Linked DNA regions of Homo sapiens: all the other regions are linked to region 4. The links are chromatin loops, found by intact Hi-C in ENCODE. Cell type or tissue: PC-9. All regions are shown on one strand. Each heading gives the region's core, and the rest is flanking DNA. Links, peaks and the distances in the headings are about the cores only. Region 1 has its middle 40 kb from the start of ATG16L1. Region 2 has its middle 7.9 kb from the start of INPP5D. Region 3 overlaps GIGYF2 (GRB10 interacting GYF protein 2). Region 4 overlaps NGEF (neuronal guanine nucleotide exchange factor). Region 5 overlaps NGEF (neuronal guanine nucleotide exchange factor). Region 6 has its middle 3.8 kb from the start of ATG16L1.

Region 1 (5,177 bases), core at 756-4,755, 230 kb after region 4:
GGCCCACCTGGTGCTCAGAACAGGAAACGCTGTGGAATGCAAGAATTTTCATCCTTGCCTTTTCCATCTCTCTACCCTGCACCCACCCCGAGAGGTCCCGGACCACTTTCTCCCTAGGCTTTTTGCTGCCGTGATCATCTGGGTTCCACCTTGACCAGGTCTCTCTCCTGTCTCTCCTTTCCTGACAATTCTAGGCATTCCAAACACCCAGGTTCCCCCTTCTGGCAGAGGGGGAACCCAGACATCCCCACCTCCTTATCACCTACATAATTCACCTCCAAGTAATTCACCTACACCAGGCTCCCTAATCAAGAAGGCAGGTCAATTAGCCAGCTCTCATCAAAGTGCTCCATTCCTAGGATGAATTTCACCGCCCCCTGAGATTGCAGATGCTGCTACAGTCACTGTTCCTTTTCAGAGGTAATTTTTTTCCTTCTCTGCTTGATGCTATGAAGGCTGGTTGAGAGCAGCAGAGTTTGTGCCGACAGGAAGGTGTTACCCTCATGATGGACAGTCTCTAGCAGCGCTCTTCCCAGTGCCTCCACCGCAGCCCCCCCCCCACCCCCCCGCAGCCTGGAGGGCAGCGCCTGCAGCCAGTGCCACCTGCAGGGACAGAGTCAGCCACGGGCTCCTCCTCCTTCCTGCATTTCCATTCTTTTTCCACACCATTTTCCCCACCCGGATAGGAGAGAAATTAGTGAGTCATTCAGAAAAGCTCTCTCCCACAGCTACCTTCCCTGGTTCCAGCCTACCAGGTTCTCATCTTTGCATGTCCTTAAAATAGCTCCTTTCTCTTGGCAAACAAATTTCCATGGAGACCCAGCTATGGGAAGGCCCAGAAGCTTTCTGCAAGGCAGCAAACTCAGCTCCCAGCCTTCACTCTGACAGAGACCCTTTATAATGCAAATGTGTGTTCTCACCCCCACAGACACTGCCACCCACGAAGGTCCCATTTTGGGAAATCTGAACCACCCAGGGAACGCACTGGGAGGTTGAGTCTAGGTATAGGCAATCTAGTTTCTTGTTATTTTCTGACGGGCTGGCTGGCCTGCACTGGTGAGTTCTCTCTCAGGTCACAGCAGACCGAACCACTAGGCTTACCAGTGACTAATCTCACAGCAGGCATACCCAGCTCATGCTCTTCCTCCATGCACTTGGCCACACATGTTGATGGCGTGCACTGGGCCTTGGGGGTCAGTGCTTCTATTGAGGTAGGCCATGGGTGGGAGGGATCCTGGACTATGGGAACAGATAGAATGGGGCTTAAATGTCTTTTATTTCCTAAAACTATAATCTTGCACAGGTTTCTTAGCTTTTCTGAGCCTCAATCTCCTCATCTGTACAATGGAAAGAAGGCTACCTGGTGTGGTTGTCGAAGATTCACTGAGCTCATCTCTGCAAAGCCCCTGGCTCGGCGCCTGGCCCTGCTGTAGGGGTTCAGTGAGTGTTATCCCGTTCCCTCATCCTTCGAGACAAGGCAGTGAGGGAGGGCACCGTGCACAGCATCGGAAAAGAAGCAAATAGAAGAGCTTTGGGGATGCAGGAACGTCCAAAGCAGAGGTAAAGGCAAGAGCACAAATTCATAAACAAGGCAGGCCATCCAGGGGGCAAGTCAAGGCTGTGAAAAGCCATGAAGAGCAGGGAGATAGATCAGGCTAAGGCATGGATAACTGAGGCCAGGAGGAACTAGATGAGGCCAGGTGGGCTATTTGAGGCTAAGGAGGAGCTAGTTGAGGTCAAGGAGAGGCGAGGTTAGTTGAGGCCAGGAAGACTAGTTTGAAGCCAGAGGTGCAGGTGGATTCTCTAGCTACACAGAGCACAGCTGCTCAGATGACCTGAGCCAATGGGAGCAGACCCAGCGGACGCATAGGAACACTTCATGGGGCAGTGCTGGGCAGTGTTTCTGGCCACCAGGGACATGTAGGCAGGTCCAGTCACCACAAAGCAGTTTTGTGCCCCACGGCGGTTCTGGACGCACCTGTCCCTGCGAGATTCGGCTCCTGCACTTGTCTCTCCCTCCTTCCGCTTTTTCTTCCTCCTTCCCTAACCATGTCAATGACTTGCAGTCCTGCCTCATTCTGCAGGGAATGGGGAGCCTTGGGGACTCCGGAGCACACAATGACGTGCTTGCTTAGCATTTAGGAAGGTCGAGAATAGGGTAAGGCCAGCAAGTCTCGGGGGTGCAAAAGGTAACCGACACTCACTCTCCAGTGCTCACCCTGAACTTGCACCACCTCAGATTTAAACATCCCCCCCACCCATCCCTGCCTTGCCTCCCCTTCATCCAAGCCCTGCAGAGCAGGCAGAAAAGTGAAAGTTAGATTCCAGAAGGAGCCGAATTCCTGTGGCTGAAAGGTGGCAACGCTCCAACCCGCAGCCCTGGCAGGGCCTTGGAAGAAGGAAGGGCTGGAGGTGCAGGCGGAAGAGGCTGTCCTCTGTATCATGTGGAATCCTGTTTTAGTGCACGGGCTATAAATTGAATTTCCAGGCCTTATTTAGAGTACATCCCCAGAAATGGTTTGTCCTGCTTCTGCTATTTTTAAAAAGCACTCTGTTTAGGTAGTAGTTGAGAGCACAGACTTGGGAGCCAAACTGCTTAAACACATCAAAAATGTGCCAGGCTGTGACCATTGTGCAGAAGAAGGCAACATGCCCAGCTTCCAGAAGAGGCCGATGCACAGGCCAGCAGTTACAGTGCCAGGTGGTAAGGGGTATGCAGACAAAAGCCCCCGGCCATGAATTTCCTTTCGGGATTAGCTGGGAAATGTTTCATGATTTAGTGTTAGTATTCAGAATGATAACCAGACTGGTGCTGAGGATCTTGGACTCTGGGGTCAGAACACTTGGGTTCAGCCCCCAGCCCTGCCACCTGCCACTGACTGGCAGGCCATATGACCGTGGCTAAGTACTTAACTTCAGTTTCTCCATCTGTAAAAAGGAGATGATAATGACATCAACCTCACGGAGGCCTTGTAAGGATTTATTTTTTTATTTTTTTAATTTAATTTTATTTATTTATTTTGAGACGGAGTCTCACTCGGTTGCCCAGGCTGGAGTGCAGTGGCACAATCTTGGCTCACTTCAAGCTTCGCCTCCTGGGTTCATGCCATTCTCCTGCCTCAGCCTCCCGAGTAGCTGGGACTACAGGTGCCCGCCACCACGCCCGGCTAATTTTTGTATTTTTAGTAGAGATGGGGTTTCACCTTGTTAGCCAGGATGGTCTCGATCTTCTGACCTCGTGATCCGCCCACCTCAGCCTCCCAAAGTGCTGGGATGACAGGCGTGAGCCACCGCGCCCGGGTGGCCTTGTAAGGATTAAAAGGCATGCTAATGTAAATAGCCCTGGCTGCAGGTAAGCACTCAATACATGTCACTGTTATCAACATGATGCTCTCACAAAGACAACGTAATTCTCCGTGTTCCCACCGCAGCCTCGACAGCTACAAGGCCACAGTTTTTACCATTTACAAGCCCTTCTCAAGGTGACTCCTTCGTTTCTGGACTCAGGGCCTGATCCTGGCCCCAGATCTGACAAGCGGCAGGGCCTTGGCCAGGTCACTCCTGCAGGCCACACCATTTGTGACACCTGTGACATGAGAAGTAAGGCCCTGTGCCTGCCAGGAGCGGCACGGCACCTGCAGCAGCACAGCCACCAAGCACAGCCACAGTCCCAGCACCCATGTGCCGGTGAGGTCCATCACTCATTCCCCATCCTCGGATGCCTTCTACAATCCGGTCTACAGGACCGGAATCCTGTCCGACCACCGATGACTCACACAAAGCAATGGGGGACCTGGGACAAGTGTGCCTCCATCTTGCAGGCTAACTCCTGGAGGAACTAACCCATGCGGAACTGCTCCCCACAGGGCAGGGGTTCTGGACCGAGACACTACTGACATGTGGGGCTGGGTCATTCTTCGGTGTGGCGCTGGCTGGTGCACCGCTTAGTGGCATCCCTGGCCTCTGCCCACTAGACGCTAGAACCCACCCCCAGACATTCCCAAATGTCACCATCTGGCAGAGAGAATGGCAGAATCACCCCCAGAAGTGGACAACTGCCACAGAGCAGTTCTGAGAAAAGGCTCCTCCTTCCTGAAGAAGGTGAAGATCCGAATTCTGACACCAAACACACACAAATACGCACGCATGCACACGTGCAGGAAGCTAGCAGGAGGGAGGTGCCCCGCACAAATCTGGAGAAATATCACAGGGCTCGGCTGGGCGTGTTGGCTCACGCCTGTAATCCCAGCACTTTGGCAGGCTGAGGCAGGCGGATCACGAGGTCAGGAAATCGTGACCAGCCTGGCCAACGTGGTGAAACTCCGTCTCTACTAAAAAATACGAAAATAAGCTGGGCATGGTGGCGGGCACCTGTAATCCCAGCTACTTGGGAGGCTGAGGGAGGAGAATCACTTGAACCCCGGAGGCGGAGGCTGCAGTGAGTGAGATCACATCGCTGCACTCCAGCCTGGGCAACAGAGCGAGACTCTGTCTCAGAAAAAAAAAAAAAAGAAAAGAAAACAAAGAAAGATCACAGGGCCCGTTAGGCTCCTTCCATTTCAAGGGGCGAAGATGCAGCAGGTCACCTCAGTGTTTCACGTGTCCGTGTGAAAAGACCACCAAACAGGCTTTGTGTTAGCAACATGGCCATTTATTTCACCTGGGTGCAGGCGGGCTGAGTCCGAAAAAGGAGTCAGCAAAGGGTGGTGGATTATCATTAGTTCTTAGAGGTTTTGGGATAGGTGGTGGAGTTTGGAGCAATGGTTTGCAGGCAGAGGGTGGATCTCACAAAGTACATTCTCAAGGGTGGGGAGAATTACAAAGAACCTTCTTAAGGGTCGGGGAGATTACAGAGTACAGTGATCAGTTAGGGTGGGGCAGTAACAAATCACAATGGTGGAATGTCATCAGTTAAGGCTATTTTCACTTCTGTGGATCTTCAGTTGCTTCAGGTCATCTGGATGTATACATGCAGGTCACTGGGGATACGATGGCTTAGCTTGGGCTCAGAGGCCTGACACTCAGGAGATGGGTCTGTCACCAGGGTGCATGGAAGTGAGGAAGCCTCCACTGTCAGGACATAGAAGCCCCTGGTGAGCTCAGAGCCAGCCCAGGGCCCCGCATCCTGTGTCCTGTCAAACTCCAGAGTTTCCTCCTCCCTCCTGATCGATTGCACC
Region 2 (5,177 bases), core at 544-4,543, 72 kb after region 4:
TCTTGGGTTCAAGCAATCCTTCTGCCTCAGCCTCCTGAGTAGCTGGGATTGCAGGCAACTGCTACAATGCCCGGCTAATTTTTGTATTTTTAGTAGAGACGGGGTTTCTCCATGTTGGCCAAGCTGGTCTGAAACTCCTGACCTCAAGTGATCGCCCGCCTCAGCCTCCCAAAGTGTTGGGATTACAGGCATGAGCCACTGCACCCAGCTTCATCAAGCCATCTTTGAGTTCACAGTAAAAACCTAGAAGGTAGGATGAGACCCATGCTTCTGTTCCAGAGGGAATTTCCTCTAAATGTCCATGCCACACGCATCTCCAAGGACCCTGAAAATGGTCATCTGACACTTCTGTGTGCTGGGGACCAGCCCCTTGGGCTTAGACCCAGTAATTTCTTTATCTGTGCTAATTCCAATAATGGTCTGTGTAAAAGTAACAGTGGGAGGCCAGGAGGCTTCCAGACAGGAGAGGATGCAGGGGAGAGTATAGGTGAGCAGGCCGGAGGCTCTAGGCCCTATGCATTGCAGAGCCCAGCGCAGAAGTTCCAGCTCATTTAACTTAAGGTGTGTAGCGTATACAGAGGTTTTGGGATCAAGCAGATGTAAGCTAGATTCTCAGGTCTGCCACTAACTTGCAGGCAAATTATTTAACCTCTCTGGTCTCAATTTCCCTGCCAGTAAAATAGACATAATAATAGGATTTCCCTTTGTGGGTTGTCCATGAGGATTGAGCGAGGCAACTCGTGTAGAGAGCATAGCAGTGCTTCCACGTGGTTAGCTGGTAGATAGATATTGGCCATTTTTATTAATTCAACACATGTTTATTGGGTACTGCTATGGACTGGTACTGGGTACTTTAGGGGAGTTATGTCCCGCCCCCTGAAATTCATATACTGAAACCCTGACCCCCAGTGTAACTGTATTTGGAGATTGGGCTTTTAGGAGGTAATTAAAGTTAAATGAGGTCACAAGGATGGAGTCCTAACCTGACAGGGTTGGTGGCCATAGAAAAAAAGGAGGAGAGGAGGGAAGGCCACAGGAGGACAAGGTGAGAAGGCGGCCACCTGCAAGTCAGGACGAGAGCCCTCCTCAGAGCATGACCATGCTGGCACTTTGATCTTGGGCTTCCAGCCTCCAGACTTATGAAAGATAAATGCCTGTTGCTGAAGCCATCCAGTCTATGGTACTTAGTTATGGCAGCCTAAGCTGACAAAGACAGGTGCGTACTGCCTGGCAGCATGAGCCGGATGCTGCTGCAGCGTGCAATGAACAAGACAGATCTGCATTTTCCCAGAGGTGAGAATCTAATGAGAGGAGAAGAGAGGTGCACACAAAATAGTGCAAGTCGTGATAGGAAAAGGCTCTAAGAGAAGAGCAGGCAGGTTGTGCAGGCTAGGGCGGGGGCGGGGCAGAGTGGGGGAGATAAAGGAGTGCTGATATGCCACGGAGTGGCGGAGCATCAGAGAAAGACACCTGCTTCGGGTAGCCTGCAAGGCTGGAATGGTCCAGGGAAGAGGTGATGCTTCCGGGTAGGGGTGGTGGCAGGGATAGTTGCTGGAAGGGCAAGAGTGGGGAGCCATTTCAGAGATGTTTCCCCATAGTTTTAGGAGCTGGCGAGGATGCAGTCAAGAAAACCTGGGGCTTCCTGAGACCCAGTCCGGCCAAGTAGGAGGAGGGGGCAGGAGGAAGACCATGCTGGGAAGCAGATTCTGATGGAAATGAAGCTGGGACCAACCAGGTGGGGTGTTTTTGTTTGTTTGTTTGTTTGTTTTGGCACATTAGTTCAGAGAACTACTGGCTGAAGAAGCAGAGAGGAAGAGGAACAGAACGTGGAGCTGGGAAGAAGCTGCCACGTAATTGCCACGGAAAGAGTGGCTGTTGGCAGGAACTGCATTTAGGAAGCATGGTAGTGGGCCTGCCAAGGGAGGCGGTCATGATTCATGCCTGGGAAGTGCTCGAGGCCAGAACGGAGGTTGGAGGAGGCTCCGGGGCCTGGGGCGTGGTGGCCGTGGTAGACCGGCGGACGCTGGCGATGGCTGGGCTCAGGGTCTGGCTCAGGGGAGTGTTGCTGAGAGTTGCTGTTCCTAGAATTTGTAAAATCTGACTCTGGGGGCGGAGAGCCAGGAAAGGGGTGGTTGCTGTGGCAACAAGGACACTCCATAGGGGTGGGGTGGGGCAATCGCAGTGGTGGGGGTGGGGATCGCAGGCCTGCCTTGCTTCACATCCAGGTGTAGGCTTAACTGCAACAAAGCTACCAAGAGGCCATGGGCTTGGCCCCTTCATGTTCAGTGCAAGAAACAGATCTAGACAGCTTTCTAGAAAGGGAATGTATTTATACATTTTCCTAAAAGTTCAAACGCAAGGAGAGAGCTCATTCTTAAATCAATATTGTAATGAAAGTCAAGAATTCCTTTGAAATAAAAGTCCCCAGGGCTTGTTTTTTAAAAACCTGTTTCATAAGTAGGATTTTCATCCATGTCACTTTCTTAAAGTAGGACACTCCAGAATTGCCCCTCTGAGTTTTAGAAAATATTAAACCCCAGTTATCACCAACAGTAGGTATGTAAATTGGTGCAACCACTTTGGAAGACAATACGGCATAACTAATCAAAACTAAAAATGCACACAACCGTTGAACGCTCATTCCTCTTCTAGGGATTTTTCTTGCAGATAGACTAACTAAAAACTGGAATCTTTGGGAGGCTGAGGTGGGCGGATCCCTTGAGGTCAGGAGTTTGAGACCAGCCTGGCCAACATGATGAAACCCCATCTCTACTAAAAATACAAAAAATAGCTGGGCATGGTGGCACATGCCTGTAGTCCCAGCTACTCAGGAGGCTGAGGTACGAGAATCGCTTGAGCCTGGGAGGCGGAGGTTACAGTGAGCCAAGATCTCACCACTGCACTCCAGCCTGGGCAGCTGAGCCAGACCCCATCTCAAAAACAAAAACAAAACCAAAAAAACCCTGGAATCTATGTGTCCAGGGAGAGGAAACTGGTAAAATGCACCATGTTATGATATAGAATAGTAGGTATGTTTAAAAGAATGTGGTAGATATAAACTAGCTCCACGAAATGTCCAGAAATCTGAAGTGAAAAATGAAAGACACATAATAGAGTATTTAAAAAAGGGGGCCCTGCAAAAATCGGGTTGTATATGCATAGAAAACACTGAAAGACTGCACAAGACACTGGCCCTGGAGAAATGGATCTGGGGTCTGGGCTGGCAGGAAAACTTACTTTTTATTGTAAACCCTTTTGAGCATGTTAAATAACATGTTACTATGTGCACATGTTACTTTTCAATGTAAAAAAAAAAAAAGGTTAAGGAGAGAAAAGTTGGTCTCTTTCTTAGGAATCCTGAGAGGAATGATGGGGGAAGAGTCTCCCAGGATACAACCAGCCATCCACACAAAACAAAATGCTTCCAGCAGGATTTTACACACACTACCTTGATCTGGAGTTCTCTTTTTATTTAATTTTTTTATGTGGGCAGTAAAGGAAAGCTGGAAAAGTAGATGGAAGAAAAAAAATTGCTCGTGGATATGCCGCCTAACTCAACCCTGTTCACCTCCAGTGTCTTTCCAGGATAGAGCTTTTTCCATAGTTGGAATCGTAATGTATTCCCATTTGGTTTCTTGATTTGTTTGTTTGTTTTGAGATGGAGTCTCACTCTGTCGCACAGGCTGGAGTGCAGTGGTGCGATCTCAGCTCGCTGCAACCTCCGCCACCTGGATTCAAGCGAGTCTCCTTCCTCAGCCTCCCAAGTAGCTGGGACTTCGGGTGCCTGTCACCATACCTGGCTAATTTTTGGATTTTTAGTAGGGTTTTGCTAGGTTGGCCAGGCTGTTCTTGAACTCCTGACTTCTGGAGATCTGTTCACCTTGGCCTCCCAAAGTCCTGGGATTACAGGTGTGAGACACTGCACCCGGCCTTGATTTGTTTTTTCACTAAACGTTGTATTACGAATATTTCCCTCTGTCCTTAAGAATCTTGACAAGAGACATATGTTGGCTTTTTGGACATGGTTTCCTCTTACCCAATTCTTCCCAAAGTCAATCCTAATTCTCCTTGTTTTCTTTCAAGCTCATTTGATTTTCCGGCATCTTCAGTGAAACAGGAGATGCTCGCTGCCAGGCCTTCGGTATTCACAGATGTCCTTTAGCACAATTATGGACTCCATGGGCCCTTGGACTCCTTGGGGATCGCCCCTGTGCCTGTCAGCGATGTTCCCGGCTCTGGTCCCAGGGGGAGGCCAGAGTGCAGCGCCACCTGGTGGCCGGGAGTCACAAGGCGCAGACCCGGACCCGTTCAGGTTCTTTGTAGTCGCAGGTAAAGAGTTCTCTTCTAGAATTGGGTTAAACCGGTGGCGAAGGTCACTGATGCCAGCTGCCCGCTGGAGCCCCCAGGAGCCCACCGAAGCTCTGCCCTTCAGGAGCTGGTCAGGGGGCCGCCTGGGAGACCCGCCTCATCGTGAGGACCTACCTGGTGCCAGACACATTACATAATTTCACAGACATTCTTCAACAGGGTGTCACTATCCCTTTACAGAGATGCAAACCAATCCAGAGATGCTACATAGTCATGGTAAAGCTGAGATTTGGATCCCAGCCTTGTTCCTGTGTGTCTAATTCAGAGTCTGATTTGCAGCACTAAAATGGAGCTTATCAGAGGAGCAGAACAGGGAAGGGGTGGAGGGTGCCATGATTTGAGATGTTGCCTTCCCATTGTTGGGGATGCACCAAGCCCCAGGAAGCCGTGGGGCCACATAGATGGATGGTCTCTGGCAAAATCTGTCAGGAATTCAGAGGACTGTGGCCACTAGCTCTGCAAATCTGAATGAAATTTGTGCCTGCAGGGGCCTGGGTGGATCTGGAAACGTCAAGATGCCGGTAGCAGAAATGGAACTGGAAAAGGAAAGGCAGGCTGGTGGAGCCTGGTATCTTGACAGAGCTCCAAAAACAACTGTGGAGAGAGAGGGATGGACAGAGAGAGAGAGAGAAGAGAGAGAGAGAGAGAGAGAGAGAGAGAGAGAGAGAGAGAGAGAGAGAGAAGGCTGGGTGGGGAGAGAGAGAGCTGGGAGGGAAGAAATTCTTTTCTGGCAGACAATAAGGGATCATAATCTGCTAGTTTGGGAGTGCTCCAGCTCTGCCAGACGTCTCCAGTGGGACGGTCTCCCT
Region 3 (5,177 bases), core at 703-4,702, 120 kb before region 4:
ACACTTCCACTTCTTTTGCATATAGTTCATTATTGCCTTTTATCACATTTTATCTGTTCTTAAGATACACGTGAAGTCAATGAAAAATCTGCCTCAGAATAAAGTAGTATTTTATTTCATAGACTGGCCTTTAGGTTCTTGTACTTGCCTAATTAACTGTTACTTTAAAAACATAAACATTAGGGTCAGGCACGGTGACTCATGACTGTAATCCCAGCACTTTGGGAGGCCAGCGTGGGCGGATTGCTTGAATCCAGGAGTTGGGGACCAGCCTGGGCTACATGCCAAAACCTTGTCTCTACAAAAATTACAAGAATTACTTGGGTGTGGTGGCACCCGCTTATAGTCCCAGCTACTGGGGAGGCTGAGGTGGGAGGATCGCTTCAGCCTGGGAGGTGGAAGTTGCAGTGAGCCAAGATCACACCACTGCACTCCAGCCTGGGCGACAGAGTGAGACCTTGTCTTTAAAAATACATATATATGTATATATATATAAACACTAAGGCTGTCACTATTTTCAAGGGGGAAGAAAAAGACTTGTGGGTTATTGGAACACAGTTGATGGGGTCAAACTCAGGATGGGGTTTGGAATCCTAGCCTCTCCCTATATTTGGTCTTGTAAGCAGTTGGTACCACAGCTTTTTTGGTTAATAAATAGGCATGTTTATTTTTTTGAATCATGATATTTTTGAGTCAGTTAATTAAGGTATTTTATGTAAGGCATTTTTGTTTATTACTGTTACATTTCAAATGTGTATTTATTTGAAAACTTGAACATGAAAAAACAAGAGGCTGCAGAAAACCCAGCTAATATTAACAGAACTGCTTTTAGAATAAGGACATTGCCTGTTTACTTTTTGGTATTCAAATAACTAAAACAGTTTGGGATTTTATTCAAGGTAGAAGAACTGGAACATTTTTGGGGAGTCACTCAGTTTAAAGAGGCATTGTTCATCATTTTTATCAACCTCCAATTATAGAAGTTTTGGAAAAATTACATACATGTGACCATTGGGCATTCGGCATTAGGTTTTCTTTTTTTCTTTTTCTTTCTTTTTTTTTTTTTTTTTTTTTTTTGAGACAAGGTCTCACTCTGTTGCCCAGGCTGGAGTGCAGTGATGTTATCTCAGCTCACTAAAATCTCTGCCTCCTGGGTTCAAGCAATTCTTGTGCCTCAGCTTCCCGAGTAGCTGGGATTACAGGCGTGCAGCGCCACGCCCAGCTAATGTTTTGTATTTTGAGTAGCGACAGGTTTTTGCCATGTTGGCCAGTCTGGTCTCTAACTCCTGGCCTCAAGTAATCCACCCACCTCGGCCTCCAGTGTGCCCAGCCAGCATTAGGTTTTCAGCTGTCAGTTGTGTTTGTGAGTACTGCTTATTGCCTTCAATGGGTATGCTAGTACTGCTTTTTCTAAGCCAAATTCCCTTTTGGTTAATCAAACATTGCTAACTGAAATCTTTTCCTTTGCAGATATATTTACAGTAGATCGAGTTAGAGTACTTTAATCTTCTTGCTCTGTCTACTGTGGGAAAGAGAATATGCGAGGACTCTAAGGATCTTAATAGTGTGTCTTCCATGGAGCCTCTTACCCTGAGTATCAAAAGCTCTGGGCCAGAACTTTCATAAAGTTTTTGACTGGTGGGAAGAAGTATTCCCATTAAAGTGGGTTGAGGTTTAAAGGGGTATTAATCCCACTCAGATTTCAAAGTTATGTGGTCAAGTAGTTACAAAGAACTTAGTGTATACAACCCTCCATGGTAACCCCCCTGCCCACCCCCATCTCTTTTAAGGTAGACCTCCTGCATGAACTTTCCTCCAGGGCCAGCCCAGCCTGTCCTTGATACACACTCACATCCCATTCTTTTCTCTGATTCTCTGAAGCAGTGGTTTGCAGGGGGTTTTTTTGTTTTGTTTTTTTTTTGAGACAGAGTCTCGCTCTGTCACCCAGGCTGGAGTGCAGTGGCGCGATCTCGGCTCACTGCAAGCTCCTTCGACCAGGTTCAAGCAATTCTTCTGCCTCAGCCTCCCGAGTAGCTGGGACTACAGGTGCCCACCACCACACCTAGCTAATGTTTTTTTGTATTTTTAGTAGAGACGAGGTTTCACTATGTTAGCCAGGATGGTCTCGATATCCTGACCTCATGATCCGCCTGCCTTGGCCTCCCAAAGTGCTGAGATTAAGGCATGAGCCACCACACCCGGCCTGCAGTTCTTTTTAATTGGTGATGCTATTTTGTTTTATTTTCCTTCCTAATTAGGTTATATCAGAACCTTAAGAAAATAAAAAATCTCTCTCATTGGAAGAACAGAAAGCTACTGCTGTGACCTTTATCTTTGTCTCCCTGTAATACTTCTATGGTATGCTCAAAAACAAAAGACTGGCCAGGCACGTTGGCTGACGCCTGTAATCCCAGCAATTTGGGAGGCCGAGGCGGGCGGATCATTTGAGGTCAGGAGTTCAAGACCAGACTGGCCAACATGGTGAAACCCTATCTCTACTAAAAATACAAAAAAAATGAGACGGGCATGGTGGCATGTGTCTGTAATCCAGCTACTTGGGAGTCTACGGCATGAGAATCTCTTGAACCCAGGAGGTGGAGCTTGCTGTGAGCCGAGATCACGCCACTGCACTCCAGCCTGGGTGACAGAGTGAAACCCTGTCTCACAAACAAACAAACACAGACTTACATTCCAGCTCACCGCCTAGAATTTGAGCCGCTTGGTTGCCTGGGTGTGGTCACTCATAGCCAGTTTTTTTTCTGCAGGATTTTCAGTCAATGCATCATCGGAGCGACTCAACATGGGTGAAATCGAGACGTTGGATGACTACTGAGCACCTGCCAGTGGACTGGCCATCCCTCTCCTGTCTGCCGACTATGGAGTCTCCACCTTTGGACACAACACTTACTCACCATTTACTCTTTATCACTCTGCAACAAATCACAGAACCGATCATCTCAGGCTTTTTCTTCTGGCCCTTTGTGTCCAAGATTCTTTAATCCATTTTTGTTGGTGAACATCTCAGACTATAGATAAGTGGACTGGACCCTGTGTCTTGGGGGTGGCAGTTGGGATTACTCCCCAACAAGGCTGATTTTAGGCAGCATGTGTTCACTGTGCTGTGATTTCATCTACTGTCTCCCAGAAAGTGTGTTGGGATCGGCCATTAGCAGCTTGCTTTCTCTTGTCACTTTTTTTCTTCTATTTTGTTTTTTCTTCTTCTTTTTCCCCCCATCAGGGCAAATGGTCTAACTGGTGCAATCATGAAGAGAGTTAATGGTTAACAGACATTGGCCAATAACAAAACACCCCATGGACTGTGACTCGAGTATCCAACAGGCAGTCAGAGCTCTCCCGGTCTGAAAGTTGCATTGCCACTGCTAACTTTGGGATTGCATCAGAGAGGCCCTGAGTGGGGTTGAGATGAGGTTGGTTTGGTTTGATGTTACACACTCCTCACCTGTTCTTTCTGAGTGTCCTTTCTCTGAAAGGATTTATGTTTTTCTTCGTTAGATAGTGACTTCTGAGCAAGCTGATCTCCCCTGGCATGCTCCAACCTGATTGGACAAAGGAAGCTCTATGGCCTGGGAGAGAGACTATTCTTAATTTTTCTTTCTTACAAAAACTGATTTTTCCCATAAATATTTTTACTTCAGAGGACTAGGACCATTTTGTTTTGGGCCCTTCTGCTGAAAATTTGTCTCGTTTAAGAGGCAGCTAGAATCTTTACCATATGTATGAATTTGTATAATTTCATTTTTGGATAGGGATAAACTTTTGCTTCTGATAAAAGCCTGGAATTTCATCTGGTCCTCAGAGCATTGCGTGTGTGTCTTGCTGTAGCCCGGAAAAGGTTTTGTGTAAAGATTCTGGGATGGCAAGTTGTTTGCCTTTTCTGAAAAGAGAACATACAGAACCTGTCCATCTTTAAGACCTTCATCCATGGAATCTACTATACAGGAGGATGCAGTGGGCTGGAGGGGATGGGCGAAAATGGGAGCAGGAAGCCTGGCCTGGCTTCTGGTCATGGCCTCCTAAAACCTTAAACTTCAAGTAGAAATGTACTCAAGCCCTATTTATAAACAAATACTTTTCCTGCCTCCACCAAACCCCTACAGAACATCACCTGGAATTGCCACTCACACTGGGTTGGAGTCATTGGGCAGCTGTGCCTGTGCGAGAGGTGCTGTGGTCTGGGCAGCCCCTGGAAAAGCACCTTTGCTGCCTGTCATTGTTGCCTGAAGAAGGCTGGAGTTGCTCTGAGAGCAGTTTGGGTTTGGAGTATTATATTTGGCTTCTATTTTTATTATTTTGGATCACCATTCTCCCTATCCCTTCTTGCCTCCCTCCCTTCTAAACATGTGTAATAACTATACAGAGACTGCTACAAAATTGTATATAGTTTTTGGATCAAATAGCATGAGGGGAGAGGAAACCATTAAAAGTTGGGGCTCCTACTCTCCTTTGCTTTGTAAATTCAAAAGTTGGGGGTGGGTAAGAGGGATAGTTAAAATGTTTACAAAACTTTAGGCTCCCTCGGAACTTTTGCCAGTGTGGAGGAAAATAAAAAAGAACTTAAATAAAATCTGATTGTATTCTATCTGAGTGCACCTCTTGTACTCACCTTTATGGAGGCTGAGTTCTGCACTAAACTGTTCCTCTTGGTACCATGGAAAAGCTCCAAGCACCCAAGACATGGAGGCAGCCATGGCTTCTTTCTCTGCCAGACCACGTAGCACTGGCTGGTTCTGTATTTGAGAATGTAGAGGTCAAGGCAGATGTCGGTAAGTTTGACCAAATATCTTTTCTCTTTTTGACTCTCCCTTTCTGCTAACATGTGGATCAGCTCCTGCCCTCATACCGCAGACACACCCACTCTGAACACACCCCTCCAGAGCTTGCCCACACCTTCCCAACTAGACTCTGTGTGTGTATTCAGGAAAAATGAAAATAAATTTTTAAAAATTGGGAGTGGAATGGGCAGATTAGGGGGAACAAAGTCATTTTGGTCATGGAACATCCATTTGCTTAACCAAGGAGACTTGCTTCTATCTGAGGAATTTCCCACTTAGTAGAAAGAAACACTCTTCCCTGGGAATGTTTGTTTCTGTCTCTCTCAATGCTACTCTCTTTCATATTCTCATTTGCTCACCCTTTCACTTAGAGCCACCGTTTTC
Region 4 (5,177 bases), core at 702-4,701:
TCATTGTGTTTTGGTGCCAGTCTGTGGAGGCCTCTGACTGCTGGACCGAGGAGCTCACCCAGCAAACCCTGCTGGTGGCCAGAGGGCCTGGCAGGCCCCGAGCAGGAGGCACAGGCGGGGTGGTGGGGGACATAGAGCACGTCCTGAGGGGGATGGCACACAGGTGAGTACCTGGACAGGTCAGAGCTGCAGGGAGGAATGGGAGGAATTGCAGGTCAGTGACTTGTGGTGGTTTTGAGAGCAGCGGACAAGGGAGCTGGCCCCCTGTTTGTTGTGGGCCTGGGTGCCTGGCGGAATGCCACTCCTGGTCTGGGAAGCAGGAGTGAAGCCAGGTTGGGGTCAGAGCACACTGGTTTTGCGGTGTTGGGTTGAGGAATCTCCCAGGAGAAAAGTTTGTGGACAGAAATCCCTAACCGACACTGGACTGAGTTGCTAACAGGCATCTTCCGGCTCTGACAAGGGGACCCCCGGGGCCTCTGTGTTGTGATCCTAACATGAACTTTTTTTTTTTTTGGCTTTCAAGGTTATTATTACTATCAGTATCGTCATTATTTTAGGCTGTATCTTAAAAACTTGAGGGGCTGGGCATGGTGGCTCACGTCTGTAATCCCAGCACAGGCTGAGGGGGGGGATCATTTGAGGTCAGGAGTTCAAGACCAGCCTGGCCAACATGGTGAAAACCAGTCTCTACTAAAAGAAAAAAAATATTAGCTGGGCGTGGTGGTGGGCGCCTGTAATCCCAGCTACTCCGGATGCTGAGGCAGGAGAATCGCTTGAAACGGGAAGGCATAGGTTGCAGTGAGCCGAGATTGCGCCACTGCATTCCAGCCTGGGCGACAGAGCGAGACTCCATCTCAAAAACAAGACAAAACGAAACAAAAATAACTTGCGGTATAATTTACTCTTTTTATTAGTTTTGACAAACACATTCAGTGCATGTAACCACCACCACCACCAAGATACAGAACAGCTCCCTCAACAGGGAAAAGTCCCCTTGTGCCTGCGGAGGTCAGTAACTGCCCCGCCCCCAGCCCCGGCAACCACCAATTAGAGTCTTGGTTTGCCCTTTTCTGTTGTGTAGGTGGAGCTGGCAGTCTGTCGCCCTTGCTGGAGAGCAGTGGTGCAGTAGAGGCTCATCCGTGGCTCACTGCAGCCTCGACCTCATGGGCTCAAGCCATCTTCCCACCTCAGCCCCTTGAATAGCTGGGAGCACAGGCGCCCGCCTAATACTTGTATTTTTTGTAGGGATGGGTTTTGCCATGCTGCCCAGGCTGGGTGTCTGGCTTCTGTAGCCTATTGTGCTGTGTTCGCTGCTCTGTCGACGTTGCCTGTGTCAGTGCTGATCACCAGCATTTACTGTGCGGTGCCAGGGATGCAACGACGCCCACACCATATACCACCAAGGGCACTGGGCCAGGAGTCAGGGGACCTGGGTTCGAATCTCCATTTCCAGCTGCTTGTAATCACAGGCTTAACATCAGGCAAGTCAGGGCCTCAGTTTCCTGTCCAGAAAACATGGGGTGGGTGGGTATTCTTGACTTCTAGCTCTCAAATTTGGTGATCCAGGGAGGCTCAGAGGGTCCTTAGAGGGATGTTCATGGTACATTAAGAGTCAGGGGGATTGTCCTCCCTGAAATGAGGAGGCTCTGAAACCCTGAGAAGAAGTATTCCCAGATCTTACCACCTTTGAGATGATTTTACACACACACACACACACACACACACACACACACACACAGGAAGAGATTGTAAAACTATCTGTAAAACTATTCTAATTCTGCTGCAATTATAGACTATTTTAAGCAAATGTGCTCTGCGTCTGGAATCTTTTTATAATTGCTTTGATTCGTCTATAACGATTAACTGCCAGAAAACCCAGAAGCTTCCCCCACCCCAATCTTCTGATGTTCCCTTAAGTTCCTCTGTGGCTTTAGACCCATGTCTTTCTATTCCATGGTAACTTCAGGGTGGGGGAGCCTGGGGATAGCTTTGTGATTGAGGGAGGGTGCAGCTCATGGTGCACTTGCATTCATTCATTCATTCACACCCCCTGAGCACCTGCTGGCATGGGACTCACGTCTTCATTCTATGTCTGTCCACATTCCCTCCTTAATAAGCTTCCTCAGGACAGGACTTGGTCTGTTTGGGTCTCTGTTGTTCCTGATGCCGGCCACACAACAACACTCTGTAAACATCTTTTTTTTTTTTTTACAGCAATAGATGAACGGATGAGTTACCTTAGCCAAGCCTCGCAACTTCCGCATGAGTCAATGTGATAATTACTCCACTTTATAGATGAGGCAGCTGCCACTCTCAGAGCTGTGATAATCTGGCCAAGGTCGCATGGCTGGCAAATGGTGCGGCAGGGGTCACACTACAGCTATCTGACTCATTTGTTGGGGGGACCTGTGATGTGGTCAAAAGATGCTGTTGTAACTGTGGGCTGAAGTCAGGCCTGGAAGGATCAGAGCCAGGAGGGGGCTCTATTTGGCTGTCTCTGTGTTAGTTGTGCAGCTTCAGGCCCAGGAGCTGAGGTGGCTGTTACACCTCCCAGCACTGGGCTGCATGAATCAGTGTGTGAATCAGTGTCCTGGGAGGTCAGGACACAAGGGGACAAGGAGGTGGGGAGTTGTGGGGAGCTGGCTGCAGGCTCAGCTGTAGCAATCACCAGCTACTGCAGGGGAGGAAGGCACAGGGCATGTGGGGAGGAGCAAGGTGGGTGTGGAGAGGTGAAGTTTCTAGACTGGATCTCATCCAAGTGCAGACATCATCCGGGGCTCTCGTTAAATCACAGATTCTGACTCAGGAGGTCCTGGGTGGGGGCTGAGACTGCATTTCTTTTTTCTTTTCTTTTTTTTTTGACAGAGTCTTGCTCTGTCGCCTAGGCTGGCGTGCAGTGGCGCGATCTCAGCTCACTGCAACCTCTGCCTCCTGGGTTCAAATGATTCTTCTGCCTCAGTTTCCCAAGTAGCTGGGATTATAGGTGCCTATCACCGTGCCTGGCTACGTTTTTCTTTTTAAATAGAGGCAGGGTTTCACCATGTTGGCCAAGCTGGTCTCAAACTCCTGACCTCAAGTGATCCACCCACCTCAGCCTCCCAGAGTGTTGGGATTACAGGCATGAGTCAGACAGCTCGCAGAGCATTCTCATTTGCTAGTCCCTAGAGCCCCCTCAGGCAAAGTCCTAGGGGAACACCGCCACCAGGGCATCCTCAGCAGGTGCATGAGGGAGAAGCTGCCTGGGCGAGAGCAGCGGCCCTTGCTTTGGCCAGGTCTAGGGCACATGGAGTGCCTGCGCAGGTCAGAGGCAAGCAGGAGTCCTGATCTGGAGAAGGACTGGCACCAGTAGGGAAGGGGCAGCTGGAGCCCTGCCATCTCTCGCTATCGTCTTCTGCCTCTCAACTAGGGGAATGGAGGGGTAAGGGTAGGAGAAGGTGGAAAACAAGAGAAAGGAGGATGTCTCCTCCCCAGGGCCGAGGGCCTCCCAAGCACCTGGAATTGCCTTTGCAAAAAGTATAACTGAGGAAATTGTGACAGTGAAAGAAATCAGACCTAACCAACTCCACCTTGCTTCTAACCTTTAAGCTGTCCTTGTTCATTCCTGGGCATAGGCCAAACTATAGGAAGGAATTCAGTTCACGGTTTGACTCTGAAACAAAATTGCTAATAGCCCTTTCCCGAAAAGACCCCTTTCTTGCCTGGGGACCAGTCTGCCTTTGCAGGACTAACAAATTAGCTACACGAGTAGAAATTACGGTTTAGGGGTCCTGCAGCCTCTGACTCCAAGAGTCTGACCCTCCCCACGTTGCTCCTGGGGATAACATCACTATTGTAAAACCTAAGATCAGCGCTTGAGATGTTTTGCAGGCCCTGCACTGGATGGATCAGCTGACACCACCCAGACCGTGGTAATCTGGCTCAACCAGTTCTGCCACCCCACCCAGGAACAGAAGACAGCAAGCAAACCTCACTTCAATCCCTATGATTCCATCTCCAACCTGATCAATCAGTACTCCCCACTTCCCGAGACCCTACCTGCCAAATTATCCTTAAAAACTCCAATCCCCGAATGCTTGGGGAGACTGATTTGAGTAATAATAAAACTCCCATCTCCCGCACAGCTGGCTCTGCGTGAATTACTATTTCTCCATTGCAATTCCCCTGTCTTAATAAATTGGCTCTGTCTAGGCAGTAGGCAAGGTGAACCCACTGGGTGTTTATACACCTGCTCGGGAACAGGCCCCTCTAGGTGCTGGGGACAGCTCAGTGAGACAGGCCTGGCCTCCTTGGAGCTCGCAGGGGCCACCAGAGGGAAAAAAGGACTACAAGGGAGAGGGAAGTGGCAGAGCCCATTGCAGGGGAGGTACTGGTGAGGAGCAGGTCACAGGGGAGGCCACAGCCCTGGGTGACTGGGACTGGGGGAGCTTCACTGGTCCTTGGAGCTGGGACCTTGGATTTCAGCTTCAGCCCAGCAGGAGGCATGGGCAGCCCCATGCCTGGAGCACAAGGGCAGCTGCTGCCCAGCAGGTGACACTGAAACATCATCAATCTCTCCAAGGAGGGGACACAGGGCATCCGTGGAGATTGTGGGGTGTGTTAGGGTCCAGGTGGGGCAGGTGGCCAGGAAGTGTGGCCTGAGACAGGGGGACAGCATGGTGGCACCTTTCCTGTGACAAGAAGGGCTTGAACCTACCATCAAGGGGGCAGGAAGATGGGGCTTATTGAGGCAAAAGGTGCCCCCAGCACCCCTAAGAGAGGGACTGGCTGATCCCAGATCACCTACATCATTTCCACATTCCTTCCTGGTCCTTGAATTGGTACGTTAGCCTCTTCCCAGGTAGGAAGCACAGGTTTGTCTTGGGCCTTTTTTTTGAGACAGAATTTTGCTCTTGTCACCCAAGCTGGAGTGCAGTGGCACGATCTCAGCTAACTGCAACCTCCACCTCCCGGGTTCAAGCGATTCTCCTGCCTCTGCCACCTGCATAGCTGGGATTATAGGTGCCCGCTACCACATCTGGCTAATTTTTGTATTTTTAGTAGAGACAGTGTTTCACCATGTTAGTCAGGCTGGTCTCGAACTCCTGACCTCAGGTGATCCGCCCGCCTCAGCCTCCCAAAGTGCTGGGATTACAGGCTTGAGCCACTGCGCCCGGCAGCCTTGGGCCTTTTTTCTCCCT
Region 5 (5,177 bases), core at 837-4,836, 89 kb before region 4:
GACAAATGGAGAGCAAGAGAGCCCGCAGGTGTGGCACCCAGCAGTGAGGACTGTCACGCTTAGGGTCAGCTCTGTCCCCAAGGGGAGCTAAATGCTTACGGGACAGGGGTAGGGGGACCAAGGGCTTCCCTCTCCTCCCTGGGACTGTCATTTGGCCCCGAAACTTTGTTAACTTTGGTCTTCTCCATGAAAGTGTAAGAAAGAGTCTCTTCTCCAACTGTTCAATTTTCTTCAGTTAACAAAAAATTATGCCCATACTGCTTTCACCTGTAAATTACGATTTTGACATTGCTCTATAAACTCCACATGGTTTCCTCTTAGCGGTCCCCACCATGCCCACGTTTTCTGACTGGCTTTTGTCCTGTAAGTAGGCTGGGTGCATCTGGGCACCAACCACCTGTCCTCCCGGCTGCTGGGTGCCACGGCAGCACAGATGTCTCCCCTGACAGCAGCCCAGGCCTCTCCTGTGGTCACCTGCCCGCCTCTGCCTGGCAGCCAAGCCAGAGACCTTCGAGACCCACAGCCACCTTCCTGCTTTTTCCATCCTGTATGTGGCCACCATGCCTGTCATTAACTGTCCCCCTACTTCCAAATCCCTGCTGAACAGCACGGTTTAGACGCCATCTTTTCTCACAGGCATAAAAGCTGCATCTGACCAGGTGGCATTGGTGGCCTCAGATGGAGGGCAGTATGGGTTCCTTAGCCTGGCACGTGCTCTCCCACGCCAGCCTCCACTCGGTGTGTCCCCAGCATGCTGCCTGATGTGGAGACTTGCCGTTCTCTCTGGAATGGTCCCTGACCCGCCACCCCTTTCTCTGAGCCCTTCCCTGAGTGCCCACCCCAGCTGTCCCCATTCCACCATTTCCTAATCACTGCATTTCCATTGCTTTTAATCTTACTGTTGGTTTTCATCTTATAGAAGCTAAGGTTTTAATATATTCATATATGCACTTTCCCTATAAAATGTCCTAAAATATTTTTCACTGCATAATTAGGAAATGTTACTGTCTTCTGTTTCACTTTTTCCAAGTTAAAAAAATATTTCCCACGGAACTGCGTTCATCACAGGTGTCTTCCGGTTTGGGGTCGCCATCCCGGCTTTGCCCTCACGTTCGTATCTCCATTAGCCCTGGGCCAGGGGCTTCTCCTGACAACTGCTTCCTTGGCCTCATGCTCCCAAACCCTTTCCTCCTGGGTCAGGCCTCCTCTCTGTAATTCTGCTCTTTCTGGAGTAGCTGCCCCTAGGTCTTTGGCCTCTCACCTGTCTGACCTCTGACCTCTGCTACCTGTGGCTCCCAGGTCCCCCTCAGCTCATGCTCCTCAGGGCCACAGCTGCACTCTATACCGTCCACTTCACCAGCCCAGCTGCCAATGGCTCCCTCTGCCCAGGGCATCAGTAGACAGGGCCCCAGCATCTGTCAGGCAGAGGGGGTCTCTGTCCTGCCTCACTGGGCCTGTCAGGTGGAGGGGGTCTCGGTCCTGCCTCACTGGGTTGTCAGGCAAAGGGGGTCTCTGTCCTGTCTCACTGGGGTTGTCAGGCGGAGGGAGTCTCAGTCCTGATTCTGGGTCTGTCAGGTGGAGGGGGTCTCTGTCCTGCCTCACTGGGCCTGTCAGGTGGAGGGGGTCTCTGTCCTGCCTCACTGGGCCTGTCAGGTGGAGGGGGTCTTGGGCCTGCCTCTGGGCCTGGCTGGAGCCTCCCTTTTCTGGAAGCCCCATCCCCCTGAGTCTCCCATGCCTCCAGCTCTGTGGGTTTCCACCTCCCTCACCGCTGCTCCTTCCCAGGCCTGGCTGCGTCCCTGAGTTTGGTCTCAGGCACCTTTCTCTCCTTCCTTGGCGGCCTCTTCGGTTAATTACCACCTTGATGCCAGCGAGTCCTGCCCAACTTCTCCCTTTAACTCTGACCTCTGACACTGAACTGTCCAAAGTCATCTCAAACTCAGTTCATCCTGCCCTGAATCCTGAGCCCTCCCCGCCCCAAGACGTCCCCATCTCAGCAACGGCTGCACACCCCCAAACTGCTCAAGGTAAAAGCCGAGGAATCACTCTCAGTCCTTCTCTCAGCAAGTCACTGATTTCAATTCCCTGACATCCCTGCCGGGCCCCCACTCCCCGACCCAGCCCCACAGGCCAGTGTAACCCCTTCCCCGTTTCCGTCACCCTCTGGAGCAGCCAGGGCCAGCTCCTAAAAGTGGGTCCGATCAGGTGACTCCCATCACACTGAGGACAGGACCCAATGTCTTCCCTGGAACTGCCTCTGTCCCCATCTCCACACCCACTCCCGTCCCCGTCATGTTCCCGAGATCGCTGCTGGCCTTTCTGTCCATGAACCTTGCAGTCTTGGGGCCTTTGCACAAGCGGTTCCCTCTGCGTGGAATGTTCTTTCCTCTACCTGCCCCCACCAGCTCCTCCCTGTCAGCCAGGTCTCAGCTTACACGTCACGTGTCTTTCCTGACCCGCCCCCATCGCTGCAACTGGCAGTGGCCAGCCAGCCACCCCTGTCGTGTCGGCCCATTTGGCTGTCCCCAGGGCCATGCCCACTTCCTGGCTGTGCATGGTTCGGTCTCTCCCCTCTGCGATGGGCTCCCTGGGAGCAGGCGCTGCATCCTCACTGCCCAGGAACGTGCTTGGCACACATGGGAGGAGCTTAGTATCTGTTGAACCAGTAGACCTCCTAGAAAGCTGACAGGGCCCGGGAATGACCACAGCAAAGCCTGGGAAGCCCCGTCTGTGGGTCAGGTGGAGGAGGCTGTACCTGGACCAACAGCTTGAGGCGTGTGATCCTCTGGAAAGGCAGGATGAGGAAGGAGGAGAAGGGCAGCCCCCTGCACTTGGGGTCGAGCTCTAGCTGCGCGATCAGCTCCCGGAAAGCTGCCTTCTCCTGGCTGGGGACACAGACAGGTGGAGTAGGTCTCTGAGCTGCAGGAGGCATGAACTGGAGACTCCTCCTCCCCATCCACAGCCTCCCAGGATCCAGACGACCCACGGGCTCAGAAAACATGTTGATTTCTTTCTTTGTTTTTTTTCAAAAGGAAAATAGACTGTTCACGTAAAAGTCAAATAACAATAGTGGCTTCACATGCCTGGCCTTGAAGACTTGGCACAATATGCTGCTGTGTGTGGGAGGATAAGGATTCCTTGTGTGGCCAAGTCTGTGAATCAGATGCACAATTAGATGATTTCACCCAGCGGGAAACTGTGGCAAGGTAAACCCACGTAGTGACAGGAACGGGCAGCAGGCTAGAGACACCACCAGGACAGCCTGCACTATTTCTGACAGGTGGGCTCAGCGGTGGGCTGGGCCACAGCGCTGATGAGGGCTGGGAGAGCTGGAGGTGAGCTCGGCCCCATGCATGTCAGCAGGGATGGCAGGGACGGCAGGGACAGCAGGGACAGCAGGGACGGCAGGGACAGGTGCTCAGCCTGTCACTCAGCCTCTGTGCTCACACGGCCTGGCGGGGGCCACAGCGGCAGGCTCTTGGGTGCTGTGAATGATTCCTAATCTGCCACATGCTTGCCTTCTCAATGTTTATCCTCAAAAATTGCATCCTCATTCCCTCCAATTCCAATTTTCCTTCACCAACTGTTAAAACATCCAAATGCCCAAAGACTCAGGCTTGAAACGTGCACCATGAACTCCATGTCTTGGTGGAAAAGCCAGTGAGGCGCAATGTGCAGACGCCACAACTGGAAAACTCCCTGGGTGCTTCTGTGCGGAGCCAAGACGGCCTCCCTGGCTAACCCCAGGCACTGAAGTGCGAACCTCAGTGCGCAGAATTCAGAAGAGGCACGCTGGCTGGAAAATTACCTTGTCAACTAAACCTCAGAGAAAGTTTACAAAATGGGCAGATTAGCAATCAATGCCCCGGCGCTGCTGGAGGAGCCCCACCGAGGCTCCTTCCCATCCTGTCCCTGCCCTTGTCGCTAGTTCAAGCCCCGTCTCTGATGTCCTGGGCTTTGAATTGTCCACATGACCTCACTTGACCTCAAGCTCTCTTTTCTAACTGCACAGTGCTCTGCTCAGCCATTGGATCCAGGTCCAGTGGATGCTACGCTGATTCTCTTGGGGTCTGGCTGGGCTAATGTTTCTCTAGTGACACCAATACACCCTAGAACGTGCTGGGTTGGGACACTGTCACCAGTATCCCTGGCCAACTCCGGTGGCTCATGTGGACCTTGGGAACGCAGAGGTAAAGGACCATGAAGTGTCACCGTGTAAGGAGCCTGGGCCAGCACTGGTATGGCTGCCCCGGGCACCTCCCCCTGCCCCTGAGCCCCTTGCCGGATACACTCACAGCAGCTGCTTATAGGTCCGCTCCTGGTAGGTCTGATTGCTGACGTAGGTGATGTAGACAGAGAAGTGGTCGGCCGCATAACGGTACACAATGTCACACACGTCAGAGATGACGATGTTCTCCTCCATCCGGTGCTCCAGCTCCAGGAGGAACCTACGAGAGGCAGCGGCTTGAGGCGGAGGGTGCCCGGGGGGTAGGGTGGGGAATTGTCTCACCAAGGGCAGCATGCGAGCCTGACTTGGACATTGGACATAGCAGTGTGCACGGTGAGCGTACAGGCCGACAAGATCCATCGGCAGGGGCACCGAGCACTGGTGGTGTATTTGGTCATCTTGAAGAATGACTGTGTTTTCACGGGGCTGATGGTGCTGGGAGCACCAAGAGACCTTATCTTTCAGGTATGTGCTGATGTGTTTGAGGATAAAATAGATGACCATGGGGATCTGCTTCAGAAGGGTCCCCTGGGGGGTAGGGACTGGCCCCTGGGCTGACCACTGCTGACGCTGGTGAGCAGCGCACATGGACATCTACCTCTGCATGTTTGGAATTTTCCACAGTAAAATACAAATACATAAGACAGAAGTGCCGTGGCAGGGCCAGGCGCAGTGGCTCACGCCTGTAATCCCAGCACTTTGGGAGGCCGAGGCGGGCGGATCACCTGAGGTCAGGAGTTCGAGACCAGCCTGGCCAACATGGTGAAACCCTGTCTCTACTAAAAATACAAAAAATTAGCCGAGTGTGGTGGTGGACGCCTGTAATCCCAGCTACTCGGGAGGTTGAGGCAGGAGAATCGCTCGAACCCAGGAGGCGGAGGTTGCCATGAGTTGAGATCGCACCATTGCACTACAGCCTGGGCAAAAAGAGTGAAACTCTGTCTCAAAAAAA
Region 6 (5,177 bases), core at 737-4,736, 270 kb after region 4:
CTCAGGTGATCTGCCCGCCTCACCCTCCCAAAATGCTGGGATTACAGGCATGAGCCACCATGCCTGGCCAAGTTATTTAACTTCTATATGTCTATTTCTTCATCTCCAAAAAGGAAATATTAATATACCTACATTATCGTGTTGTGAGAATTAAATAAGTTGATCCACGTAACACAGTGCCTGACATGTAAAAATCACTCCATAACATTAACTATTATTTGTAGTGGGAGATTGCAGTAGTGCCTAGGAGAAATTTTATCATCTCTTTAAAGATCAAAGAAACAAACCAAGGAAGATAGCCTCCCCACCTCCACCACGGATCACATTCCCAGCTTGCTAGAGGTGTCATGTTGAATCCTCTGGCCGGCATTCCAGACACCGGCTGCCAATATGCAGAGGAGATAAAGATCTCCAAGAAAGTTGAAATGTTACTAAAATGCTTGTACTGTAGTATAAGGATAATAACACTTCCTCAGACATCATTTTAAAAGTATGAAATTTGGCCAGGCATGGTGGCTCACACCTGTAATTCCAGCACTTTGGGAGGCCGAGGCGGGTGGATCACTTGAGGCCAGGAGTTCTAGACCAGCCTGGCCAACATGGTAAAACCCCGTTTCTACTAAAAATACAAAAATTAGCCAGGCCTGGTGGCAGGCACCTGTAGTCCCAGCTACTCAGGAGGCTGAGGCAGGAGAATTGCTTGAACCTGGGAGGCAGAGGGTTGCAGTGAGCTGAGATCGAGTCACTGCACTCCAGTCTGGGCAACAGACTAAGACTCCATCTAAAAAAATAACAAAATAAAAAATAAATAAATAATATGAAATCTGCCAGGCAAGGTGGCTCATGCCTGTAATCCTAGCACTTTGGGAAGCTGAGGCAGGAGGATTACTTGAGCCCAGGAGTTTGAGGCCAGCCTGGGCAACTTAGTAAGACCCGGTCTCTACAAAAAAACAAAACAAAACAAAACAAAAATTAGTCCCAGCTATTTGAGAGGCTGAGGTGGGAGGATCGCTTGAGCCTGAGAGTTTGAGGCTGCAGTGAGCCGTGATCGCGCCACTGCACTCCAGCCTGGGTGACAGATCAAGACCCTGTCTCAAAAAATGAAATAAAATAATATGAAATCTGAGTGTCAACATATATACGGAGTGAAGGACATGACCTGCATGTGGTTTAATCTATGTACACAGAGATTCTTTATAATGAAAATTTCCTGCCGTGTGCATATATGTGTATACACAAAAGCAACGACCCTAAAAAAAAAAACAAAGAAAAACAAGGAGCAAAAGAGCCAAGTAACATATGCCTATAAGGGGGCATTGTTATTATCATATTAAGAAATGAGGTTTGGACCCGGCACAGTGGTTCACGCCTGTAATCCCAGCACTTTGGGAGGCCGAGATGGGCGGGTCCCTTGAGGTCAGGAGTTCGAGACCAGCCTGGCCAACATAGTGAAACCCTGTCTCTACTGAAAATACAAAAAATTAGCTGGGCATGGTGGCAGATGCCTGTAATCCCGGCTACTCGGGAGGCTGAGGCATGAGAATTGCTTGAACCCAGGAGACGAAGGTTGCAGTGAGCCAAGATGATGCCACTGCACTCCAGCCTGGGTGACAGAGTGAGACCTTATCTCAAAAAATAAAAATAAATAAATAAATAAATAAATAAGGTTTGGAAGGCTCAGTGGTGTGTCTGGAAACCTGTGTTAGTTGGTTTCTTGACTATCCTTTGGTTTACTCTAGCAGCTATCGGGTTTATACAGCAGTTAACACAGTAACACAGTTAACTTAGTTTATTTTCACTTTGAGTAATATAATTTTGGGAAGAGCTGAAAAGGAGTGGAAATAAAGAAAGACTAAGATAATTTTTTAAAAGAATAATAGGAAATGAGATTTTAAGAATAAAAGCTAGAGAAAAACCAACAGAAGATAATTGAATCCCTTTGGTACTGCCATCAGGCCGGCTCTTTGTACTTTATGTTCCTTGCACCCATAACTGATACGTGTTCCAATCTCCCTTCCTAGAGTGAATTCTTTGAAGTCAGGATGCCCATCCCTATGCCCAACCCACACTGGAATTGCACTGTTTTTTTAACCTGCTGAGTGGAAGGTAAAGGAAATCAGGAAGACCCAAAGGGCAGAGAAAAGAGTAAATAGGACAATAGTTTGAAGGTTGGCCCTTGAATTCCTCTGAATTGGAGCATAACTAGAGGATCTCACAGATGAGATGTGTAGGCATCAATGATGGAGGTGAGAATCTCTTGGAAGTTTTTAGCAGTGGAAATGCTGCCACAGAGGTGCTGTTATGTTAAAGCTGGTGGAACTTTGGTTCAGTGAAACTAGACTTTCCACAAAAAAAGTCCTTTGATAAGTGACGCCTTTTCTACTTCCTGTGAGCAAATTCGTGAGGCTTAACATATTGCTACAAGAATCTTGGGATATTTTACATTTATCTTACATCCATTATAGGCAGTCAGACTCCATTTCACAGATGCTGCTTCCCAGCAAAGCATGCTGAATCCTTTAGACAATCACTATTTACCAGAACAAATATAAAAACTCTCAAGATCTGTTATTTGTCACCAGAGTATTCAGACAACCTATTTCCTCCTCCTTCCTATTACTCATCCCCTGTATTACTCACCCTCCAGCCAGTCATTCCCCTCAGGGCCTGTGAACACACCTGAAGCCTCCCCATCACTGACTTTGCTCTTCACCAGGTTGCCCTCCCTATTGGCTAATTTAGGAGTGAGTCACATATTACTTAAAAATTATTCTGTTTCATGTATTCTAGTCCAGTCATACTGCAGTGACAGCCAGAACAGAGACTGGATGATGGAGTGCAGTGGTTAAAGGCACAGATGCTAGAATTAAATTGCCTGTATTTGAACCCAGGTCTTGCCACTTTACTAGCCAGGTATCCTCATGCAAGTTACTTAACCTCCCTGTGCCTCAGATTCCTCGTCTGTAAATAAGGATGAAGATGCTACTGAGCAGGATTATTGTGAGGAGGAAATGAGTTATAATATGTGAAATACTACTCAGAAGAATGCACAGCCCGTAGCACTGTAGAAGTGTTCCTGCTTATTTGTGATCTCCCAGAGTCTACCATGCTTTGACATAAGTGGTTTCATCAATAAATATGTGTTTATTTCTATAACTTTTTTTTTTTTTTGAGACAGAGTCTCACTCTGTCGCCCAGGCTGGAGTACAATGGCACAATCTCGGCTCACTGCAACCTCCACCTCCCGGGTTCAAGCGATTCTCCTGCCTCAGCCTCCCAAGTAGCTGAGATTACAGGCGCCTGACACCACGTCCAGCTAATTTTTTGTATTTTTAGTAGAGATGGGGTTTTGCCATGTTAGACAGGCCGGTCATGAACTCCTGACCTCAGGTGATCCACCTGCCTCAGCCTCCCAAAGTGCTGGGATTACAGGTGTGAGCCACCGCGCCCGGCCCAACTTTTTCATGCATATGTAGTATATATATATATAATGTCTACCTATTAGAAAATGCATATAAAATACACATATAAGAAAAAAACCCAGCAACACCACTGCCTACAGATAATACTATTATCAGTATTTTCACATATTCCATTCATTAATTAAATAACATTTACTGAGCACCTAATACATAAAGGGCTTCATGCTCTTGCTGGAGATATAATGATGTGCAAAAACAGACACAGCTCTTGTCTCATGGAGTTTACAGTCTACTGGGGGAGACAGACCTTTATCAAGTAATGATACAAATACATGTGAACCTATAACTGGGATCAATGCTATAAAGGAGAGGTACACGCGTAACAGGGAGATAAGATCTGTAACAGGTTGTGAAGGTCTCTCATCCTACTGTTGCGAGGAAGTGACTACTGAAATGAGAACGAACACACAGAAATTAATTTGGAGAAGTCAGAAGGGAAGATGTGCCCAACACAGTAAATCCAAAGGCCCTGCAACGAGAGGGAGCACGGTAAGCAGAAGGAAGTAAGAGGCTTCAGCGTGGCTGTGGTTGTGTGCTAGATAAAGCTGGTGAGTTAGGAGGAGGGCAGGACTAGCAGAGCTTCATATTCTTTCTTTAGAAATTATTCTTCATGTGTTCAACAAATATTTGTCTATGATGAGCTAGGGACATACTCATTTTACATAAATTATGACATATACTGCTGTTACTATCAACAATTTCCAGCAATAAATGTACAGTAATTTAACCAATCTCTTATTGTTGGAAATGTAGATTTTTTTCTCCAACTTCTCATCATTATTATAAACCGCAATTACTTTTACACCAACCTAAAAACAATTCTGCAACAAAGATTTTTGTATGTGGACATGTGTCCAAATATTTCTTGGCATAAATTCCTGCAAGTGGAATTGCTGGTTAGGCAAACTGCAAATTTGTAAACATATTTTTATATATATAGAGAGAGAGTCAGGGTCTTGCTCTGTTGACCAGGCTGCTGGAACACAGTGGTGCTATCACAGCTCACTGCAGCCTTGACCTCCTAGGCTCGAGCGATGCTCCCACCTCAGCCCCATCCCAGTAGCTAGGATTACAGGCACACGCCACCACACTCAACTAATTTTTTGTATTGTTGTAGAGACAGGTTGTGTCATGTTGCCCAGGCTGGTTGGTCTCAAATTCCTGAGCTCAAGTGATCCTCTCACCTTGGCCTCCCAAAGTGTTGGGATTACAGGTGTGAGCCACCATGCCCAACCTTGGAAACATATTTTAATCATAAATGTGGGAAATTAACATGCTCAACTGTCAAGATTTGGTGTAATGGTCTTTTAAGGGTGGTGCCACTGCTGCATTTGAAGGCATTCTCGGTCACTTTCAGAACTTTTTCATTTTCTTCAGCGTGTGAGGAAGTCACTTCTATTTCTGATCCCATTGGATCCTTCCAACGACTTCAGGTCCACTCAATACTGACTACCAGTGAACCATCTTCAACTACAGTGCTAGAAGCCTGACTGTCCTCCTCTCCTCAGCCTAAGTTCTTCTTATCTGTCTCTGAAGGACCTTCCTCTGGACTTGAGACACACTGGAAGAGAAGGTAGTTTCTGATATTCCTTTCCTCTTTTGGCCAACTACTTTGTCTGGCTCCATTTTCATGCAGTAAATTCACTAATTGTTAAAGGCAGATGGAGCTCCAGCAACTCTATTACAGAACTGGGT

What was found. Peaks named below come from ENCODE experiments on the same cell type or tissue, not always from the same donor. Only the 100,000 strongest peaks of a DNase experiment are listed, where the experiment ranks them.
Region 1: a loop joins it to region 4, with 8 times the contacts of the local background. A loop is called at or near these places in 2 of 110 quality-filtered maps.
Region 2: it touches region 4 in a loop (10-fold over the local background); 5 of 110 quality-filtered maps call a loop at or near these places.
Region 3: it touches region 4 in a loop (6-fold over the local background); 3 of 110 quality-filtered maps call a loop at or near these places.
Region 5: a loop joins it to region 4, with 5 times the contacts of the local background. A loop is called at or near these places in 3 of 110 quality-filtered maps.
Region 6: a loop joins it to region 4, with 8 times the contacts of the local background. A loop is called at or near these places in 10 of 110 quality-filtered maps.

The regions. Positions count from the first base shown.
Region 1 is chr2:233,209,024-233,214,200 of GRCh38, forward strand. No RefSeq gene overlaps it. Among named protein-coding and RNA genes, the nearest start is that of ATG16L1, 40 kb to the right of the region's middle. In PC-9, for the core only: no CTCF peak of the experiment used is centred there; a DNase peak (open chromatin) is centred at 2,378; H3K27ac peaks cover 1,336 bases.
Region 2 is chr2:233,049,860-233,055,036 of GRCh38, forward strand. No RefSeq gene overlaps it. Among named protein-coding and RNA genes, the nearest start is that of INPP5D, 7.9 kb to the right of the region's middle. RefSeq lists a silencer at 4,189-4,348. In PC-9, for the core only: CTCF peaks have their summits at 4,276 (motif pointing left) and 4,476; no DNase peak of the experiment used is centred there.
Region 3 is chr2:232,854,028-232,859,204 of GRCh38, forward strand. GIGYF2 (GRB10 interacting GYF protein 2) reads left to right here. Exons shown (of 29, transcript NM_001103146.3): 29 at 2,766-5,177. The coding sequence ends at 2,833. Among named protein-coding and RNA genes, the nearest start is that of SNORC, 14 kb to the right of the region's middle. In PC-9, for the core only: no CTCF peak of the experiment used is centred there; a DNase peak (open chromatin) is centred at 2,744; H3K4me3 peaks cover 349 bases; H3K27ac peaks cover 3,302 bases.
Region 4 is chr2:232,977,659-232,982,835 of GRCh38, forward strand. All of the region lies in intron 1 of NGEF (neuronal guanine nucleotide exchange factor), which reads right to left. Among named protein-coding and RNA genes, the nearest start is that of NGEF, 33 kb to the right of the region's middle. In PC-9, for the core only: CTCF peaks have their summits at 2,539, 4,368 and 4,570 (motif pointing right); DNase peaks (open chromatin) are centred at 2,453, 3,173 and 3,913; H3K4me3 peaks cover 1,641 bases; H3K27ac peaks cover 3,431 bases.
Region 5 is chr2:232,888,606-232,893,782 of GRCh38, forward strand. NGEF (neuronal guanine nucleotide exchange factor) reads right to left here. Exons shown (of 15, transcript NM_019850.3): 7 at 4,293-4,445; 8 at 2,753-2,882. Among named protein-coding and RNA genes, the nearest start is that of SNORC, 21 kb to the left of the region's middle. RefSeq lists enhancers at 2,669-3,278, 3,279-3,887. In PC-9, for the core only: no CTCF peak of the experiment used is centred there; a DNase peak (open chromatin) is centred at 2,546.
Region 6 is chr2:233,245,244-233,250,420 of GRCh38, forward strand. No RefSeq gene overlaps it. Among named protein-coding and RNA genes, the nearest start is that of ATG16L1, 3.8 kb to the right of the region's middle. RefSeq lists an enhancer at 2,038-3,237. In PC-9, for the core only: no CTCF peak of the experiment used is centred there; DNase peaks (open chromatin) are centred at 2,098 and 2,668; H3K4me3 peaks cover 530 bases; H3K27ac peaks cover 4,000 bases.